Linked DNA regions of Mus musculus: all the other regions are linked to region 1. The links are chromatin loops, found by intact Hi-C in ENCODE. Cell type or tissue: heart. All regions are shown on one strand. Links, peaks and the distances in the headings refer to the core of each region. The heading gives the core; the rest is flanking DNA.

What was found. Hi-C counts contacts between places; a loop is a spot of excess contacts. Peaks named below come from ENCODE experiments on the same cell type or tissue, not always from the same donor. Only the 100,000 strongest peaks of a DNase experiment are listed, where the experiment ranks them.
Region 2: a loop joins it to region 1, with 2.2 times the contacts of the local background. A loop is called at or near these places in 4 of 42 quality-filtered maps.
Region 3: it touches region 1 in a loop (2.9-fold over the local background); 3 of 42 quality-filtered maps call a loop at or near these places.
Region 4: it touches region 1 in a loop (7-fold over the local background); 11 of 42 quality-filtered maps call a loop at or near these places.

What each region holds. Positions count from the first base shown.
Region 1 is chr2:129,797,808-129,802,492 of GRCm38, forward strand. Stk35 (serine/threonine kinase 35) reads left to right here and starts at 2,710. Exons shown (of 4, transcript NM_183262.3): 1 at 2,710-3,039; 2 at 3,597-4,197. The coding sequence starts at 2,734. Stk35os1 (serine/threonine kinase 35, opposite strand 1) reads right to left here and starts at 3,652. Exons shown (of 1, transcript NR_029452.1): 1 at 562-3,652. In heart, for the core only: CTCF peaks have their summits at 2,703 and 3,886; DNase peaks (open chromatin) are centred at 2,764 and 3,734; H3K4me3 peaks cover 2,298 bases; H3K27ac peaks cover 2,453 bases.
Region 2 is chr2:130,274,159-130,278,843 of GRCm38, forward strand. It overlaps Nop56 (NOP56 ribonucleoprotein), which reads left to right and starts at 254. Exons shown (of 12, transcript NM_024193.2): 1 at 254-318; 2 at 476-565; 3 at 874-988; 4 at 1,505-1,666; 5 at 1,818-2,016; 6 at 2,278-2,465; 7 at 2,549-2,700; 8 at 2,874-2,974; 9 at 3,318-3,466; 10 at 3,691-3,812; 11 at 3,998-4,132. The coding sequence starts at 316. It overlaps Snord110 (small nucleolar RNA, C/D box 110), which reads left to right and starts at 1,357; the gene lies at 1,357-1,415. It overlaps Snord57 (small nucleolar RNA, C/D box 57), which reads left to right and starts at 3,868; the gene lies at 3,868-3,930. It overlaps LOC115489609 (a small nucleolar RNA gene), which reads left to right and starts at 2,079; the gene lies at 2,079-2,211. It also overlaps LOC115489632 and LOC115489601. In heart, for the core only: a CTCF peak has its summit at 1,716 (motif pointing right); a DNase peak (open chromatin) is centred at 193; H3K4me3 peaks cover 2,846 bases; H3K27ac peaks cover 992 bases.
Region 3 is chr2:129,590,895-129,595,579 of GRCm38, forward strand. Sirpa (signal-regulatory protein alpha) reads left to right here and starts at 1,945. Exons shown (of 9, transcript NM_001355158.1): 1 at 1,945-2,181; 2 at 2,710-2,800. The coding sequence starts at 2,719. In heart, for the core only: no CTCF peak of the experiment used is centred there; DNase peaks (open chromatin) are centred at 1,197, 1,837, 2,517 and 3,327; H3K4me3 peaks cover 2,459 bases; H3K27ac peaks cover 2,774 bases.
Region 4 is chr2:129,871,341-129,876,025 of GRCm38, forward strand. No RefSeq gene overlaps it. Among named protein-coding and RNA genes, the nearest start is that of Gm39933, 23 kb to the right of the region's middle. In heart, for the core only: a CTCF peak has its summit at 2,390 (motif pointing left); a DNase peak (open chromatin) is centred at 2,381; H3K27ac peaks cover 379 bases.

The DNA.
Region 1 (4,685 bases), core at 268-4,267:
AAAAAAAAAAAAAAAAAAATGAGCATTATTGTTCACCCCCCCCAAAAGGTTTTCCTTTTTTCTTCTTTGATCCCTCTCTAGTATAGATTAGTCTGAGCTTTTTTCCCGAGTGGTGTAGGACTCACTTGGCATGTGTTCTTTTGTGCCTGGGTTCTTTCACCCTGCATTTTTTTTTTTTAATTCTTCCATGCTATAGAGTCTCAGTTCCCCTTTTGTTCCCACTATCTGGAAGTAACACAATCTATTTGTGTATTGACAAACATAGTAGTACCTTCCAGTTTCTGACTGTCATGGGAAAAGCCACCATGAATAGTTTTATACAAAAGTCTATTTGTGAATCTAAGTTTTCATTTATCTTGGGTAAACCTCTAGACTGGGAACTAGCTAGGCCACAGGCAGACATATACATTTAACTTTGAAAGAAACTATGTTTTCAAGGATGTCATAAATACTCTTTGTCACTCTCTATGCCAGGAAGATAGAAACTGCTCATAAATGTTAGCTATCAAGCATAAAAGCAAGTGAAGATTACTTTAGTAATTTAAGCAAGTCCAAATTTAAGAATCAAATGTGAAAGTATTTTATTAGCTAATTCAACAGCTGCAGGGGACTCATACCTCTGAGCCTCTGGGGTTCATCACCATCTCTGTAGGATTGTGGGTACCAGGGTAGAGGACAACTTTGTGGAGTTGATTCTCTTTTCACCTTTTTGTCAGCTTGGGGGGTGGGGTGGGGATTGAAATCAAGTCATCAGGTTCACACTGAGCCATTACCCAGGCTGTTTTACATTCTAATAGTCTCTTTAATTGACCAAGGTTATCTCCCTGGCCACTCTTGTACTTGCTGTCTCTTCTCCCTGCAATGCCCCACCACTAGTTGTGGCATGACTGGCTTCTTGCTATTCATTACTCAGATGAGTGTCATTTTCTAAAGAGATTGCTGCCAACTGAATTGTGGTCCTACCTCAGAATCATGTGTTGAACCTATAACCCCCAATAGGTTAGTAACAATATTTGAAGATGAACCCTTTAAAGAAATTTAAGTTGTTTAAATTGTGAGGTTGGGTATGGTGGTGCACACCTTTTGATCCCAGCACTTGGGTGGCAGAGACAGGCAGATCCCTGAGTTTAAGACCAGCCAAAGCTAAGTAGAGAAACCCTGTCTCCAAACAAACAAACAAACAAACCCAACCAACCAACAAAACAAAAACAAAAAACAAAAAACCCAAATCACCACCAATTAAAAAAAAAAAAAAACCCAACAACCCAGCAACAACAAGGAAAAGAAGTAAAGGAGTTTCGGTTAACAACGAGGCTGTTGGAATCCTTATCCAATAAGGCTAGGTGCTGAGGACTCGTATATTGGACTAGAAGAGAAAGGAAAGGACAATCGGTAAACCTTGAGATGGCATAGTAAACAAAAGCATGGCATTGTTCATGGTTCTGCACTGTATTGAGAGTGTGCTAGAGAGTATCTTTGTCCTTGGGAAAAAAACACACACACACACATATATTTGTGTGTGTGTATATATATATGTGTGTGTGTGTGTATATATATATATATGTATACATATATATCTTATAAATATAAAAGGATTTACAACATGTATACATTCATACATACATATTTGTGCACAGAACATGAAAATATAGCAAAACAATGTAATTCTGGCAAAAAAAAAGATGAGACTTTACTATTCTTACACCTTGTGTGTATATGTGACCACTTACATACAGAAAAGCTATAGAAATTCTAGAAACTCTTGTTTATTGTTTTACATTACATTTAATCTGTCTTGTGTGTATTTTAACACTGTTCTAAGTACTTTAACTGTGAGACATCTACGAAGACACAAGGTTGACTGTCTCCTCCAGTGTCAAGAGTCGCAATTAAGGCAAAGACTGTCGTGTCTACTCCTTTTTCCCCAGACTTAAAATAGTGTGTAGCAGAAACTCTAGTTACTGTCCTTCAATATCAGCTAACAAAATACTGGGCACCTTCTAGGCATTGGAGTACAAAGCAGGGTACAAAATACTTTAAAAAACCACGCCTAGGGGCTGGAGATGTAGCTTTGTAAAGTGCCTGTCTAGCATGCACAAAACCCTTGGATTCCTAGCTCTGTACAAACAAATAGGGTGTATAAATTGGGTGTGGTGGTGCCCGCCTTTAATCCCATTACTCGGGAGATGAAGACAAGAGGAAAAGTTCAAGATCATTCTTAACTACACAGCCATTGTGCTCCCTCCCACCACAATGGGCGGCCGGGGTGAAGGGTATCAAAATCCAAGCCCAAAGCAGCTTATATCAGGCACTCAATTAGCCAGCCATCATATTTCACTTGGTCCTTTGCAACCTTGGAAGTGCGGACCACCCGGGTTTGGCAGAGAAGGATACTGAGGATTAAGTGCGGCTGAGATCATTGGGGTCATTAGTGGGCGTGGAGATTAGCGTTCTAACCCTGGTCTCAGCTGTGAATCGATTACACCTAAGCCATTCCCCCAATCAGCATCAAGTGCCGAGTGCGGGCGTAGAGGTACGATGCAGGTCAAGTCCGGAAAGGCGTTTGCGGAGTGCAGGCGCCTCGCGAAGGCCCTCGGTACAAATCGCGGGATTTTGGCGCGCTCTTTTTGTTGGCTGGGTGTTCTCGCCAGTGATTGGTTCCGGGCTGTCGCGGCGGCTGGGTCTACCTCGGCTGCAGAGAGGCGGCGCGGCTCTCCGCTGGCCTCCTGGGGGATGGGCCACCAGGAATCTCCGCTGACCAGAGCGGCGGCGGGAGGTGCAGCTTACATAAAGAGGTTACGTAAAGTGCTCAGCTGGCGTGAACTCGGGGACGGCCACGGGAACCTGGAAGCCGAGGCCTCCCCCGGGAGCGTTGCTGTCATCACAAGAGCAGCGCCGCGACGCGCTACACGCTCAGCCAGGCTCCCCGCCTCGCGCCCTACCCGGCTCTGCAGACAAGCCCGGCTCGGAACGGACCATCCTCCGGCGCGGGCTCCAAGGGGGAACCGGTTCGCCCGGAAGAGGAACAGCGCCGGCCAGGTAAGAGGGAGTGGAGGGAGGAAGGGAGGGCCGAAGCGGGAGCCCCGGCGCCCCACCGTAGTCCCGGGGGCGTCACCGGGGCCTCCGCCTGTCGTCCTCGGAAGCCGATCTTTTAGCCGGTTTCCCTTCGCCCGCTGTCCCCGGGGGTCTGGGTCGTCCCGCCGGGCTCTCCTGGGTTTGATTCACGGGACTGTTTACACCGGGAGAAGCCCGGGTAGGACGTGGGGAGGGGCCGTTGAGAGGGGGCTAAGCCCCAGGAAAGTTTAAGCCGGCCGTCTTCGATGGGGACGATCCCTACGGCTTTATTTATTTTTTCTGCTCCTGACGGATAAGTCGGCGAGAGGGGACGGTTTGCGCTTCGGTTTCCGGTCCTCCCTCGGTACTTCCCGGTGGTTCCGTCTTTCCCGCTTTCCTTTCCCTTCCCCCGTTCAATTCGAGACGGTGGCTCCTTCTTAAAGGGGCCGCGACCGGCGGCGGAGGTGGGACGCCGGACGCTTTAAGTTCCTCATCTACCCTTCTCGGCCCGGTGGGTTTTAACTTCTCCCTCTCGCCCTTAGATCACCATCCAAGGTCCCGCTCCTCCACATCTCGGGGCTAGACGGAGGGATGAGGCAAGGGGGGCCCGGGCGGCGCCGTTGCTGCTCCCCCCGCCCCCCGCAGCCATGGAAACGGGGAAAGAGAACGGAGCCCGCAGAGGGACAAAAAGCCCGGAGCGGAAAAGGCGAAGCCCAGTCCAGCGGGTACTGTGCGAGAAGCTGAGGCCGGCGGCCCAGGCCATGGATCCGGCTGGGGCCGAGGTCCCGGGCGAGGCCTTCCTGGCCCGGCGGCGGCCGGATGGCGGCGGCGGGGATGTTCCTGCACGGCCGCGCTACAGCCTCTTGGCGGAGATCGGGCGCGGCAGCTACGGCGTGGTTTATGAGGCTGTGGCTGGGCGCAGTGGGGCCAGGGTGGCAGTCAAGAAGATCCGCTGCGACGCTCCCGAGAACGTGGAGTTGGCACTAGCAGAATTCTGGGCCCTCACCAGTCTCAAGCGGCGGCACCAGAATATCGTGCAGTTTGAGGAGTGCGTCCTACAGCGCAACGGGTTAGCCCAGCGCATGAGTCACGGCAACAAGAACTCACAGCTTTACCTGCGCCTGGTGGAGACCTCGCTCAAAGGTAGACTACAGCCGGCAGTCCTGCCCTCTCCTGGACCCCCTTGTTCTCAGAACCACTCAGTTCTAATAACTGTCTCTGGCTCGCTAAGGTCCTTGACCCGGCTTTGGGACCTTCTTTCTTGCTAGGAAATCAGTCTGTTCCCCAGCCGTTAGCTGACATTCCCTAACAAGCTCACCAAGTGCTAACCTTGATCTTTTTAAGTACTCACTCAGTAGGTGTGAGCCATAATTACAAGCCTAGCATTTTAAAAGATGGATGAAGAGTAGTCCTGGTGGGATTCAAAGTAGTTGGTAGAACTGCAGAAGCCCCCTCATGCCTCTTTCTCATCAGAACCTAGAGGGGAAAAAAAGTAGCAGACCCACCCATGCCATTCTCCTTTCCTGATTTCTAGTTTCTTCCAATTCTGTTCCCAAACCTTGTCTTCAAGTGTGAGGTTTCCTCCGAGAACCCCAACCCTTCACCCGAGAGCAGACAATCATTCAGTTGGT
Region 2 (4,685 bases), core at 193-4,192, 480 kb after region 1:
CAAAAGCACGAGGAACGAAGAAGGGTGGTCTCCAGGCCACTCTGCGGCCTGCCGGCAGGAGCGACACCATTCACTACAGACGCAGTACCGGCTCGCGCAGCCGCAGAGGCTGGGCTTGGCAGGCCCGCTCGCGCCCGTGGTAGTCCAACCCGCCCGACGGACGATACCACACCCGCGAACCCCCTCCGAAGACCTGACAATGGTTTCGTCCGCAGCCTCTGATTGGTCAAACCGGAGAAGGTGTGGTCTCCGCAGTCTGGTTCCGCGCGCCAGAGCGCGCTAGCCGCATTGCGAGCTGGGCACGGAGCAGGCGCCATGGTGAGGAGTGGTGGTGGGGTATTTGCGTAGTGAAGGCCTTAGCGTGCGTCTGGGTTTGCATTCGGGGTCGTGCTCCGGGTCTGAGCCAGGGCCTGCTCTAGCAGCGGCCCCGCGGACTGGGAAGTTTGACTGATGGCCGCGCGCCGGTTCTTTTCAGGTTCTGCTGCACGTGCTGTTCGAGCATGCGGTCGGCTACGCGCTGTTGGCGCTGAAGGAAGTGGAGGAGATCAGCCTGCTGCTGCCGCAGGTGGGTGAGCTCGGTGGGCTCGCGGAGCTGCAATGCAGCCCCTAAGGCCGCCAAACCCCAGCATGCACCGCGTGTTCCCACGTGGCCGACCGCACCGGGCCCGGCGGGGGGGGGGGGAGCTCTAGAATGAGGGGACTCTTTAACGCGAATCTATATAATTGGAAGCGGTCGGAGATAAACATCTCATTTCCATTTCTTGAGAATTAAGATTCGGGGCCCAGGCACCAATTGCTACAACAGCTGGTGCTTCTGCCTTACTGCGCTGTAGAAGCCAAATTCAAAGAAAGCCCATTCATCCTTCTCTCCAGGTGGAGGAATGTGTGCTTAACCTTGGCAAATTCCACAATGTCGTTCGTCTGGTGGCCTTCTGTCCCTTCTCTTCATCCCAGGTGGCCTTGGAAAATGCCAATGCTGTGTCTGAAGGTGAGTCGGTCCCTCCGGAACATGGGATTCTGGGTGGTTGATGTTCTTAGATGATTTTCTTCTAAGCTTGATACAGTCTAGGGATTATTTGAGACCTACAGGATGGCATTTTAAAACATTAATATGCAGGGGCTGAAGAGATGGCTCAGCGGTTAAGAGCGCGACTGCTCTTACAGAGGTCCTGAGTTCAAATCCCAGCAACCACATGGTGGCTCACAACCATCCCTAATGAGATCTGATGCCTTCTTCTGGGGTGTCTGAAGATAGCTACAGTGTACATATAATAAATAAATCTTGTAATTTAAAAAGCACTTAAATGCTTTACAATTGTGCTCCTGGACCTGTGGTAGAGCCAGGCTTTGCAATGATGACTTATATATCTGTCAATCCCCTGAGAGATCACTGACGACTCCATGTGTCTGAGCAATGCCTGCGGGGATGGGTGTTAACTAATCCGATTGGAGACAGTCTCCAATCTGCAATGTGTGGTTTAGAGCTGTTTTCTTTGTCCCAAAGGTGTTGTTCACGAGGACCTCCGCCTGCTCCTGGAGACATACCTGCCATCTAAAAAGAAGAAAGTACTTCTGGGGGTTGGAGACCCCAAGATTGGTGCTGCAATACAGGAAGAGTTGGGGTACAACTGCCAGACTGGTGGTGTGATAGCTGAGATCCTTCGAGGTAAGAGTCCTATTTCATTTATTCTGTCCACCACGTGGATGCAGTGCCCACAGAAGCCAGCAGGGGGCCTACGGGCCTGGTGATGTGATCTGCTGTGAGTGGTTACTTGGGTCCTGGAGGATCTATTCTTAAAGTCCCATCTTCTTTTTAGGAGTTCGTCTGCATTTCCATAATCTGGTGAAGGGTCTGACAGATCTTTCTGCTTGTAAGGCCCAGCTAGGGCTGGGACACAGCTACTCTCGTGCCAAAGTTAAATTTAATGTGAACCGAGTGGACAACATGATTATTCAGTCCATAAGCCTCCTGGACCAACTGGATAAAGATATCAATACCTTCTCGATGCGCGTCAGGTAAGGTATAGAAGTCGAGCATGGCCGATGATTCATGTGGGTAAAATCATGGACCAAAGCAAGGCCTCCTTGTGCTTACCACAGGCTGTGTTCCTACACTGACTGTATAGAAAGAGGAGGCAGAATAAACCTACCCCATGTACACCTCAGCCTAGGCCACTGTGCCTGGTCTGTATTGTGAATGGGGAGACACGGGCCTGAGAGAGCTTGGGACCTGAGTTGAGGTTTGATAGCTGGATCAGAGAATGACTTCCTCTACAGGGAGTGGTATGGGTACCACTTTCCAGAGCTGGTGAAGATCGTCAATGACAACGCCACATACTGTCGCTTGGCTCAGTTCATTGGGAACCGCAGGGAGCTGAATGAAGAGAAGTTAGAGAAACTGGAAGAAATTACGATGGACGGGGCCAAGGCTAAGGCCATCTTGGATGCTTCTCGGTCCTCCATGGGTCAGTGCGGAGCGCGGCAGCCTGTATAAGGTACGAGACTCCTTGAGTATCTGGTCCCCCTGTTCACACTAGGTGTTTCCTAGGCATGGACATATCTGCTATCGACTTGATAAACATCGAGAGCTTCTCCAGTCGTGTGGTGTCTTTGTCAGAGTATCGCCAGAGCCTACACACTTACCTTCGCTCCAAGATGAGCCAAGTAGCCCCCAGCCTGTCAGCCTTAATTGGGGAAGCGGTGCGTCATGGGGAACACAAAGTGGGGGAGTGAAACTCAGCATTCTGTACCGCTATCCTTGTGGCTAGCATGTTGTCCCTAGTTGATGCATGGTGGGGAAGAGAAGAGGGGATGAGCCTGGGAGGTCAGGTTCCCACTTACTCACCTGACCTCCTCCTCGGATCTTTCTCCAGGTAGGTGCACGCCTCATTGCTCATGCTGGCAGCCTCACCAACCTGGCCAAGTATCCAGCGTCCACAGTACAGATCCTTGGGGCTGAAAAGGCCCTGTTCAGGTACCAGTGAGGGCGCCTGCTCATGTCAGGTGCTGCTTCTGGTGTCCACTGTTTTGTTTGGGGATTACAATGATGGCTGACCAGGGCAACCTGACCTATACAGGCCTCTGCTATGGGGGTGATGGCCAGTCCTGGTGTCTGAGTGATTCCCAGGGCCCAGCAAAAGGGGACCGAGTTTCCAGGTCAGCAAATTGGATGCCTTCCCTCTCTGCCTCTGGGAGCTAGGTTGGCACTTGGTGAGGTAGAAAGTTCAGCCAAGCCTGGTGGGAAATTGTTAGAAGAGGGGAACTTGGCTATTTGGGTCAAGTCTTTTGACTAAACTATTGACTGAATATTCTCACAGAGCCCTGAAGACAAGGGGTAACACACCAAAATATGGACTCATTTTTCATTCCACCTTCATTGGCCGAGCAGCTGCAAAGAACAAAGGCCGTATCTCCCGATACCTAGCAAACAAATGCAGTATTGCCTCAAGAATTGATTGCTTCTCTGGTATGGATGGGGAAGTTGGCATTTGAGTTGAAGGGGTTACAGTGGGGGGGAAACAACCTACCTTGGCAGCTTCTACAATGATGGTAATATTTTTCGTCAACAGAGTTCACCTAGTGAGTGTTGACACCTTGGGTCTGAGTGAAGCTGAGGGGAGAGCAGCTGGGGAGTAGTTTGTCATTTCAAGGGTTGTAATTGACTTTGTTTACACACGCACACACATCTAGAGGTCCCCACAAGTGTATTTGGGGAAAAACTCCGAGAACAAGTTGAGGAACGGCTGTCTTTCTATGAGACTGGAGAGATCCCACGGAAGAACCTGGATGTCATGAAGGAAGCTGTGGTTCAGGTCAGTGTGTGCTTGGTTGTGGTAGCTGAGTGCCAGAAAGACTGTTGGAAAGGATGAACGAACTTGGCCTGACCTTCAGAAATGGAGGCAATACAACTGATTTAATGAGCCTGATCCAGCAAGACTAGGAGTGTTGTGGCAAGTCAGGGGTCTTCTGGGTTTTCAGCGCCTTGCTTTTTTGCCAGGCAGAGGAAGCGGCTGCTGAAATCACCAGAAAGCTGGAAAAACAGGAGAAGAAGCGCTTGAAGAAGGAAAAGAAGCGACTGGCTGCACTGGCCCTGGCCTCGTCAGAAAACAGCAGTACCCCAGAGGAGTGTGAGGTCAGTCCTGTGTGGATCCCAGGTTGTAGGCTTCTCAACCGTAGAACACAGGACATCAAACCATGGTCTTGAGCTTGGGCTCTTTGGACCAAAACACCTAAAACTACCTCTTGATTCTATAGGGAGGAGATAGGTGCTGAGAGAACTTGACAAGAGCCCAGAATGCTGGTTGTAGCACATGGCCCATTCCATGGGCAAGTGTGCTCTGTCCTCGGCTGCCTCCCAGGAGTCCTCAACGGGGGTAGTGTGAATTCCTGCTCTCCCTGTTCTGTGTCTGGAGGTGATAGTGTCTCATGATGGGGGGTGGGGGCAGGGAGGTCACCAATGTGACAGTTTAGAATTGTCCCTTAGGCTTTTTTTTAAAATCTTGAGCTATTAGTGATTTTCATTTCAGTGTTCCCTGGGAGCTCTGCATGATATCCATCGTGAGCAGCATACAGGGGGTTTTCTCTAGGGTTTAAGAGGGCCAGGGAAATTATAAAATGTGAGAGTAGGTAGATCATTAAGTCACCAGAAGTACTAGGTTTGCTCTTCTGCCTGGATTCTAATGGGA
Region 3 (4,685 bases), core at 198-4,197, 210 kb before region 1:
AACAGCAGGTAGTACAATTATTATTCCTCCTAATCTCCCAGTTCCTAATCCCAGGCAGGTCGGTGTTTGTGTGTGCTTGCCCCAGAACAGATGAGCAGCATAGGGCAGGAGGCTGCATCATCTCTGACTCCAGCAGTTGGCTTTTTTTTTTTTTTTTTTTTTGAGACAGGGTTTCTCTGTATAGCCCTGGCTGTCCTGGAACTCACTTTGTAGACCAGGCTGGCCTCGAACTCAGAAATCTGCCTGCCTCTGCCTCCCAAGTACTGGGCTTAGGCGTGTGCCACCACACCCAGCTAATTTTGGAGGAGGGTTTTCACAAGGCTTTAGTGGACACCATGGTCCTATCAGACACAATTTAAAGAGCTGGAGACACTGCAGCTCAGCTCAGATGCTAGAACCAAGTTTTCTTTCTTGCCCAGGCCCCCGAACTCCGTATTCTCTTCCCTTCAGCCACCTCTTATTCCAACTATAGTGACCCTTTGAGTGTAACAATCAAGCATGGTAGGCCCTACTTGAATCTTGCCTACAGGGGTTCCTATTTGCAGAACCAATTCTCTTGGGCTTCTGGACCACCCTCCCGACGTGCTAGCCACATACTGTTGCCCTTACCTAACCAAGCTGACACACATGTGCACTTGTAACCTACACTCCCTACAAGACCTCCTCTGTTCATTCTTGTCTTCCCCTGCACCTTCTCCCAGTCTGCAAGTGAGTTCTTGTAATCCCCTAGGTCCAAAGAAATACAACTAATCTTCCTGCTAGGGCTGCCCCATGGTCCCTTAAGGATTGCTGCTGCCAAACACTTCTCAAACACTGTCCTTGCCCTTGGTACATGGTAGGCTCTTCTTAAAATGCAGTGCAAATATCAGCTCATGTAACTCTCCCAGTGGCAGTTCTGGGTCGCTGCTTATGTTGGCCTGGTCTGCTTTAAAAAGAGCAGAGACACAGAAACAAGGTCTTTCTCCAAGACTGCAGCTTCTTAGACCAGGAGGAACGATCTAAGGCTTGGAAGCTGGGTCCTGGGTTCAACAGATGCACCCTTCCTGCCTCTCAAAAACAAACAAACAAACAAACAATAAAAGAAGAAAAGAAAGAAAAAAAACTAAAAAATCTCCCAGGCTTTTGGTCATGGGTGCAGAGGACTCTGTGGTGTGTGTGTGCGTGCGCGCGCACCATTGCATAAGGGGCTTTCTACATCATTAGGCAATCATCCTCCACTCCTCTGCCCCTAAACATCCTCTTTATTGAGAGGATGGGCCAGTAGGGCCTGTCTTGCTTCATTATGTCCCTCAACCACCATTGTGAGAAGCAAAATTTGCTATCTCTGAACTTCCAACTCAGAAACTCTCCAGTTAATAAGAGAGGGTCTTGATTCCTCTTCCCTGCCTTGGTGCCCAGCCTTCTGCCGATTAACCAAGCACCTGACCTAGCTCATGGAAATCCAGAGCTAGGGTACATTTTGCATCCAGAGGCTCTGTCCTTTGGGATAGGCTCTCCTGTCCCTCCTCTTCCTCATTAGGGTAACTATTTTGCAGCCCAGGTCTCTCCTAGTACAGTGCTGCCTGGGCCCTCTCCACCTCCAATCTATTCTCCCTGATAGAAGGCCTCTGGTCTGTCTCCTCCCTAGGGCCCAGCCCTGCCCCTCTCCTTTCCCTGCCACAGCATTTTTGCTGCTCCTCTCCCCCAGCGCGTCTTTACCAAGAGGCACTGAAGTCCTTCCTACACACACGCTATTTTTGTACCATCACTCTCTCCTTCCTCTCCCCCTTCCCCCTGCATTTACTTCCTGCTTTTGCTATACCTCGGGGCCAGCTAGGAAAGATTTGGGCCCCTAGGACTCACGCCCACCCGGAGGCCGACCTTCGGCTTTGGGACACACAAGCAGGGCCTCTCGGGGAGGGGCAGAAAGCAAACCTCCCCGCCCCCTCCACTCTCCACCCTTGCAAGCTCCCCTGCCGCGGGCAGCCTCTTGCCCACTGGAGTCTAAGGACTGGCCGGGTGAGAGGCCGAGACCAGGGGGCGATCGGCCGCCACTTCCCCAGTCCACCTTAAGAGGACCAAGTAGCCAGCCCGCCGCGCCGACCTCAGAAAAACAAGTTTGCGCAAAGTGGTGCGCGGCCAGCCTCTGGGCAGAGGGAGCGGTGCTTCCACCGCCTGGCAGCCCTGCGCGCGGCGGCGCAGGTCCGAGCGGCTGGCGGGGACCCGCACGGGCAGAGCGGGCTCGCGCAGAGCCGAGGCGGGCGGCGCAGCTCGCGGGGCGCACTGGGGCGCGGGCGGGAAGGTGCGGGCGCGAGGAGGGGGCGCTCGGCCGGGCCGCCCTCGCGCTGGCCTCGCGACGGCTCCGCACAGCCCGCACTCGCTCTGCGAGCTGTCCCCGCTCGCGCTTGCTCTCCGATCTCCGTCCCCGCTCCCTCTCCCTCTTCCTCTCCCCCTCTTTCCTTCTCCCTCGCTATCCGCTCCCCCGCCCCCGTGCCTCTGGCTCTGCGCCTGGCTCCCTCGGGTCCGCTCCCCTTTCCCGCCGGCCTGGCCCGGCGTCACGCTCCCGGAGTCTCCCCGCTCGGCGGCGTCTCATTGTGGGAGGGGGTCAGATCACCCCGCCGGGCGGTGGCGCTGGGGGGCAGCGGAGGGGGAGGGGCCTTAGTCGTTCGCCCGCGCCGCCCGCCCGCCTGCCGAGCGCGCTCACCGCCGCTCTCCCTCCTTGCTCTGCAGCCGCGGCCCATGGAGCCCGCCGGCCCGGCCCCTGGCCGCCTAGGGCCGCTGCTGCTCTGCCTGCTGCTCTCCGCGTCCTGTTTCTGTACAGGTAAGCACCCTCAGCTCCTACTGCCACCCTCCCCAAGCTGCGGGCTCAGGCCCCGCACACTGTCGCTAAGCTAATGTCGACAAATCCCTGTAACGGGGGTTACAGATGCAGAGTTGAGGCCCAGAGAGGGTCAGCCACTTGCCCAAGGTCACATAGCCTAGGCTAGAAGCCGGGATAGAACTCTTCTTATCCGGATCTGCCTTGTGGACTGTGACTGGGTAGCCCAGCGTTGGGCTGCGGGGTATAGGAATGAGTTGGTTTACCGTACCCTTTGCCAAACCTGAATGGGGAAGCAGACTGGCAATTGCTTTGGGCAATCGGGCTCCTGGTTTCCCCATATGCTCCCTTGCTAGACTTGATTGGAGAGAGGGTCGGGGCAGAGGTTGGGCGCGCTGTTGAGCTGTTGGGATGGGGGAAGAGTGAGCTTTCGCCCTAGTACCAGAGCAAGCAGGGTTAGTGTATGGAGGTAGAGACAGGAAGAGAGGCCGGAGTAATCCACGGACCCTTGGGAGACACAGTGGATTTACCTGTGGTGGGCACAGCCCTCTCTGGATGGTCTCCTCCCCGCCACCCCCCTGCCTTCCTTAGGCAGGCTTCCAGTAGCTCCCTGCAGTTCCAGCATGTACCTGTGGCTCTGAGCTTGTCTTCTTTGTTGGCCTACATCAAACACCTGGCTGTCTCCAGCAGGAGGGCTCTGAAGGCCGGTTGGCCAAGGAGTGAGGTCACCATTCAGGAGAGCTGCATCTTAAAGGGGTTTTGCAAAAAATCTTGGGTCTCTTCTGGAAGTATATGAAGGCTAAAGACATAGCTGGGGAGGGACAGAAAGGAGCCTTATTTCGTGTCTTCTTGGATTGGTGCTATGGACATAGGGGTCTCTGTACAACCTTCCTTTTGCAGGGAGGTAAATCCAGCCACGGCACGCCGTTCTTACCAACATTTGCCTAGAGCTTGGCACCTGATGGCAGTGTAGAAGGAGGAAGAGAGAGAGTCAGCCTCAGGATAGAAAGGATAACAGGGTGGGAAAAGGGGTGTCTAGGAGTTCTCTCTGAGCTGCAGTGTTCAGGAACCCACTGGGTGCTCCCCACCAAGTGCTCCCCGCCAAGTGCTCCCACCCCATTCACAGTTTTCAGCTACCCTTGGGTCCTCTCAGAGCTGAATGATGAATTTCATCTCTCTCCTGTGAGTGGCTCTGAGGTCTGGTCTGCTTCCTCCTGCCTTACCAGTCCCAGCCCTACCCTGCCATGCTCCAGGGCTTGGGAATCTACAGGCATCTCTCCGAAGTACAGAACACTGGGCCCAGATTAATATCTAAATGTTGGCTCTAGACCTTTTTCTGACTAGGGTCCTGTGGCGCAGTCCCTGGCAAACAAATAGTTAACAAGTGTTAACAGCAGTCTTCCCTTCCTGGGTGGGGGTAGGGGTGGGGGTGGCGTGGAGGGGGTGGAGGTGGGGGGAGTGGGGAATGACAGCACCTTTCTTAAGAGCATATCTATCCCCCCTTCTCCACCCTCACCTATAAAAACAATCTATAAAATGATAAAGATGGGATCTTCCGTTCCAATCCACTCAGCATCAGTGACTTGAAAAAGTGGGAGCGGTGGAGGGGCATAGATTAACTTCATAGTAAGTAAGCCTTGGGAGGTGAGAATGAGATTCTGCGGGAGGAAGGGATGGTGTATGGCCTTTGAGTGCCAGCCTCCCAGCAACCTGCGCATAGTCCCCTTGGGGCTCAGGATCAAACCCACATTTTTGCCCCAGGAGGTACTTCAGCCCCTACTGGACTCAGCCTCCCTTGCCCAGGGCATGGGATTTACAGCACACAGAAGAAGTGGGACTGAAGGACAGACAGGTAGGAGGCAACTGTAGGTGGGACAGAAGGACAGAC
Region 4 (4,685 bases), core at 412-4,411, 74 kb after region 1:
CCCTCTCCAATCAACCTTAATGCAAGTAACAAATCCAGGATGCTGTTGACAATTCCACACCCCAGAAATAGGCTAGAGTGGGTGGTTGACCTTGAGACAGGGCCTGAGCTGAGGCCTGTTGCTTGGCAACAGCCCCTATCACCTACCCTTTAGAAATGCCATGTGATTTTCCTATCTTCAGGCCTCTAGCAGGAAGGGATCTGCCTGCAAAGTCCTTCACCTTCCAACTTGCCAGCTTGTTTGCCAGTAAAATTCATTTGTTTCTGTCCGTGTGTGTGTGTGTGTGTGTGTGTGTGTGTGCGCACGCGCACACACACACACACACACACACACACACACTTACATTTAATTTTAGGTAAATATCAAATAATGTAATTCCCTAGGTTTTCAAACATCCTGAGTGTTATTTATCTCCCCCCTTCCTTCCTCTGTATTGTCCTCTCTCCTCTGTCCCCATTTAAAGCACTCCTCCCACTTTTCCCATCCTCCTTACCTGTATCGCGCTCTTCCCTTCTCTAGAGCCCCCCCATCTATGGTCCCTTTTTACTTTCCTGGTGTTTGTGCTTCCTCAAGACTGTGTACTCACGTCCAAAGATTTGGAGGTAGGATCCACGAATAAGAGAGAATGCGTGGCATTTGTCTTTCTGGGTCTGCGTTACTGCCCTCAATATGATCTGTTCTCGTTCCATCCATTGGCCAGTAAATGTCATGATTTCATTTCTCTGTGCCGACTAATGCGCCGTGCTGTCCACGGACTGCCTTCTCGTTATTCACTCTTCCTCTGAAGGGCATGAAGATTGTTTTCATTTCCTGGCTATTGTGAATGGAGCAGCAGTGGCTGAGCCAGTGTCTGTGGACTGGGATGTCAGGTCCTCTGTGGACTGGGATGTCAGGTCCTCTGGGCTTATTGCCGAGAAGTGTCATAGCTGGGATGTATGGTAGACTTTATTTTTAGCCTTTTGAGCCTTCTCCACACTGATTCCCAGCATGGCTGCACCTGTTGGCCGTCTCGCCATCAGTGAATGGGGCTTCCCTCCTCTCAGCACCTTTGCCTGCATTTGTTCTTTGCCACTTTTTTTTTTAATCTAGCCATTCTAGGGCAAGATGAAATCTCAAAGTGGTTTTAGTTTGCATTCCTCTAATTGCTAAGAATGATGAACATTTTTTGGAGATATTTCTTAGACGTTTTTATTTTGTTTTTTGAGAACTCTGTTCCAATGCATAGCCCACCCCCACTCCCCCACCCTCCCAATTGGGCCATTTGTTTCCTTGCCTCTGCTTTTGAGTTCTTATATGTTCTGATCATTAATGCATAGATGTGGTGTGCCGGATGTATACCTGGCAGAGATTCTCTTCCACTCTGTGGTCTTCCCCTTCTCTCAGTCGATTGTTTCCTTGGCCACACAGAAGCTTTTGAGTTTTAAGCGTCCCCATTTGTTAGTCATTGGCCTTAATTTCTGGGCAAATAGAGTCGTGCTCAGCAAGCCCCTTCCCACACATATGTCCTGTAGGTTCTGTCTGTAATCTTCCAGGGTTCAGGCTTCACAGTGAGGCCTTTTGTTCATTTGGCCTGAATTTGTCTACTGAGTCATAGGTGTGTTTCTAAATTCAGTCTTTTATGTATGGAGATGCGGTTGTCCCAGGTCCACTGTTTGAAGATGTTCCCCACCCCCACCCCCACCCCCACTGTGTGCTTTTTGCCATCTTTGTCAAATACCAGATGGCTGTAGTTACATGTACTCGGGTTGGGTCTTCTGTTTTGTCCCGCTGATCTCCAAGTCTTTTTCTGCCAGTACCGTGCTGCTTTGATGACTGTAGCTCTGTAATAAATCTAGAATGCCAACCTCCCCAGCATTGGTCCCCCTCCCCGAAAAGCTGAAGACTGCTTTGGCAATGTGGGGTCTTTTGTGGTTCCATATGAATTTTTTTTCTTTCTGTTTTTGCAAAGAATGACATAGGGATTTGGTTGCATTTAATCTGCAAATGGCTTTTGGTACTATGGTCATTTTCATAATAGGAATTCTACCAATCCATGAGTACAGGAGGTCTTTGCATCTTAACATGTCGTCCTCAATCTGTTCTTTCAGAAATGTAAAGTTTTCCATTGTAGAGATCTCTCACCTTCTTGGTTAGGTTTATTCCAGGTATGGGATGATTTGTGTTGGGGGTGGGAGGCATTTAACTTTCCTGGGCTGTGTGCCACAGGTTGGATACACACGTTCTACACAAAGCAATGTTTCTTTCATGTACACTCAATCATAGGCTCAGATTTTCTCCCGCACATTTGCAAGCACCCAGGCACACACACTCTATCCATGGCTTGCCTATTTACATCCGCCTTAGACTGCCTGGCACTCAGAACCAGGGATGCTGCCGCCCTCTCCTGGAAAGATTTGGGAAGTGCACCCGGGGTCTTGCCAGGAAGTGCTTGGTTGCAAACCTCATTCTAATCTTAATTCACCTTTACAGGTGTGGATGATTTCTGCTCACTGTGTCCCCCAAGGCCCCTTCAAGGGGTCTCTACCATTTCCAAGATTCCTTTCCTGACTGTGACATTTGGTTCTGGCCCTGGACATCAGGGGGGGGGGGGAGTTCTAGCCAGATTTGGAAAAGGAAGGAGGGAAGAATTGGTAAATTGACTTAGGCAAGTAAGATAATTTGGCTCTTTACCTCTCCAAGACTGAGTTTCAGAATTATCAGCGAGGTTTGGCAGAATTTCTGTGCAAGTGTTATTCTTATAGTCACAGGTTCTGAATAAGATGTGAAAGGCACTGGCTGTCAGAACGACCTCGAATTTTTTCCCCTCCAGTTCACACGGAGCCACTGAGAATGTCTGGGCAAGACAGGAACAGAAGAGCCTTGTTTTGGAAAGATTAACTGGACCGTGCACATTGTTCATTCGTTTGTGTAACAAGCAGTGCTTTTTAAAAATATCTTGGCCAGGCTGTGGAATGCAGTAGTGACCGGATGGAGGTGCTATTAGCTTCCATGTAACTCCGAGCCTAGGAGCAATGGCGGGGGTGGGGTGTGTGTGGGAGACCCAGATAGGGCATCACTTCAGTCCTAGGTGAGCCCTTGGTGATATGAGGTTCACAAAAGAGCCCCAGCTCTTGCCCGGATAAGCCCTGTGGGGGAGCAGAAGTGAATCAGCTCAGCTGTGGTTTAAGTATAGATCTCAGAGCAGGACAGTGCCTGGTGCTCCCTGACTTCCCGCTCCATAAAATGAGAAAACAGCCTGGCCCATTTAGGAGCTGCATCTGTTGATTTTCCTTTTCCAGACCCAATCAAATAACATGCAAATAGATGCAAGAGGTCCTAAGTCAGGGTACAGCAAACGAGCACAGCATGGCCTGCCTGCTGCAATTACAGTCAACAGCATCTAGGATGTGACCAACATGAGTGATGATTTGCTGTCGGTTGCATAATCACCGAGGGACCAGATGAGGAGACTCAGAAACCTCAACAAGCTGTCTGGGGAGGTGCACTCCCGAGCAGGTGTCTGCTGCACAGGCTCGCTGCATTCAGGAAGCAACACAAAGATGAGGCCGGACTTCTTCCTCAGGCAGGGATGGAGTATCCAGTCATTCTCTGAAGATGTGTATAATAGGTTTGATGTTTCGGGGCTTGGTCCTCCCCGAGGCCACTGGGTAGCTGTGCAAGTTCCAACTAGCCACTTCTCAGTTGTTTTGTCCCCCACCCCCGGCCTCCACAGAGTCCAGAGACAAGGAAGGACAGAAGCCATGAAAGTGTCCTGGGTTGGACTCCTCAGAAGTTGACCTTGAGACAAGGATTCCTGTGAAAGTGACTCAGACGGAATCATTCTCTGGGACAGTGACTTAAGCTGAACCATCCCCGAGAAGTGGAGGGTAGGTGGTTAGAAGTGAAGGAGGGGACCAAGCATGGTGTGCCACTTCCAAATCCTACTTTGGATCTGCTCTGCCAAGGGTCATGCCTTAAAGCCATCACATTTATAGGGCTAGGGCATGGGGGAATAAGACCCCTGTTCACCTCAGTGACTGATGGCAATAAACTGTCTCCCAGGTATGCTTCCCACACACGGGCAAAGCTGGGGCCATCAGGAGATGCATTCTGATTGACTGCATTGAGAGCATTTTGGCAGCTGCTGTGTGCTCTGCACACCATGGCACACAAAGGGTTGTCACTCCCAGAGGGCAAGTGCTTTCCAAGCTGTGAAAAGCTGCACTTGTGTTGGGAGACTCACCTCGCTTCATGAGTCTGTTTCTTCCTGGGAAAGAGATTGCATCAACACACTGGGGTTGGCATGAAGACAGAGCTACTGAGAGCTGCATGTCTTCTGTGGTTCCTGTCTGTTGTACAAGTCTGAATCTGTGCCTACCTGAATGTCCCTGGGTCCCCGTGTCTGTGTGTGTTCATGTGTGTGTGTGTCTGTACTGGCTAGTTTTGTGTCAACTTGACACAGCTGGAGTTATCACAGCGAAAGGAGCTTCAGTCGAGGAAATGCCTCCATGAGATCCAACTGTAAGGCATTTTCTCAATTAGTGATCAAGGGTGAAAGACCCCTTGTGGGTGGGACCATCTCTGGGCTGGTAGTCTTGGGTTCTATAAGAGAGCAGGCTGAGCAAGCCAGTAAGGAACATCCCTCCATGGCCTCTGCATCAGCTCCTGCTTCCTGACCTGCTTGAGTTCCTGTCCTGACTTTCTTG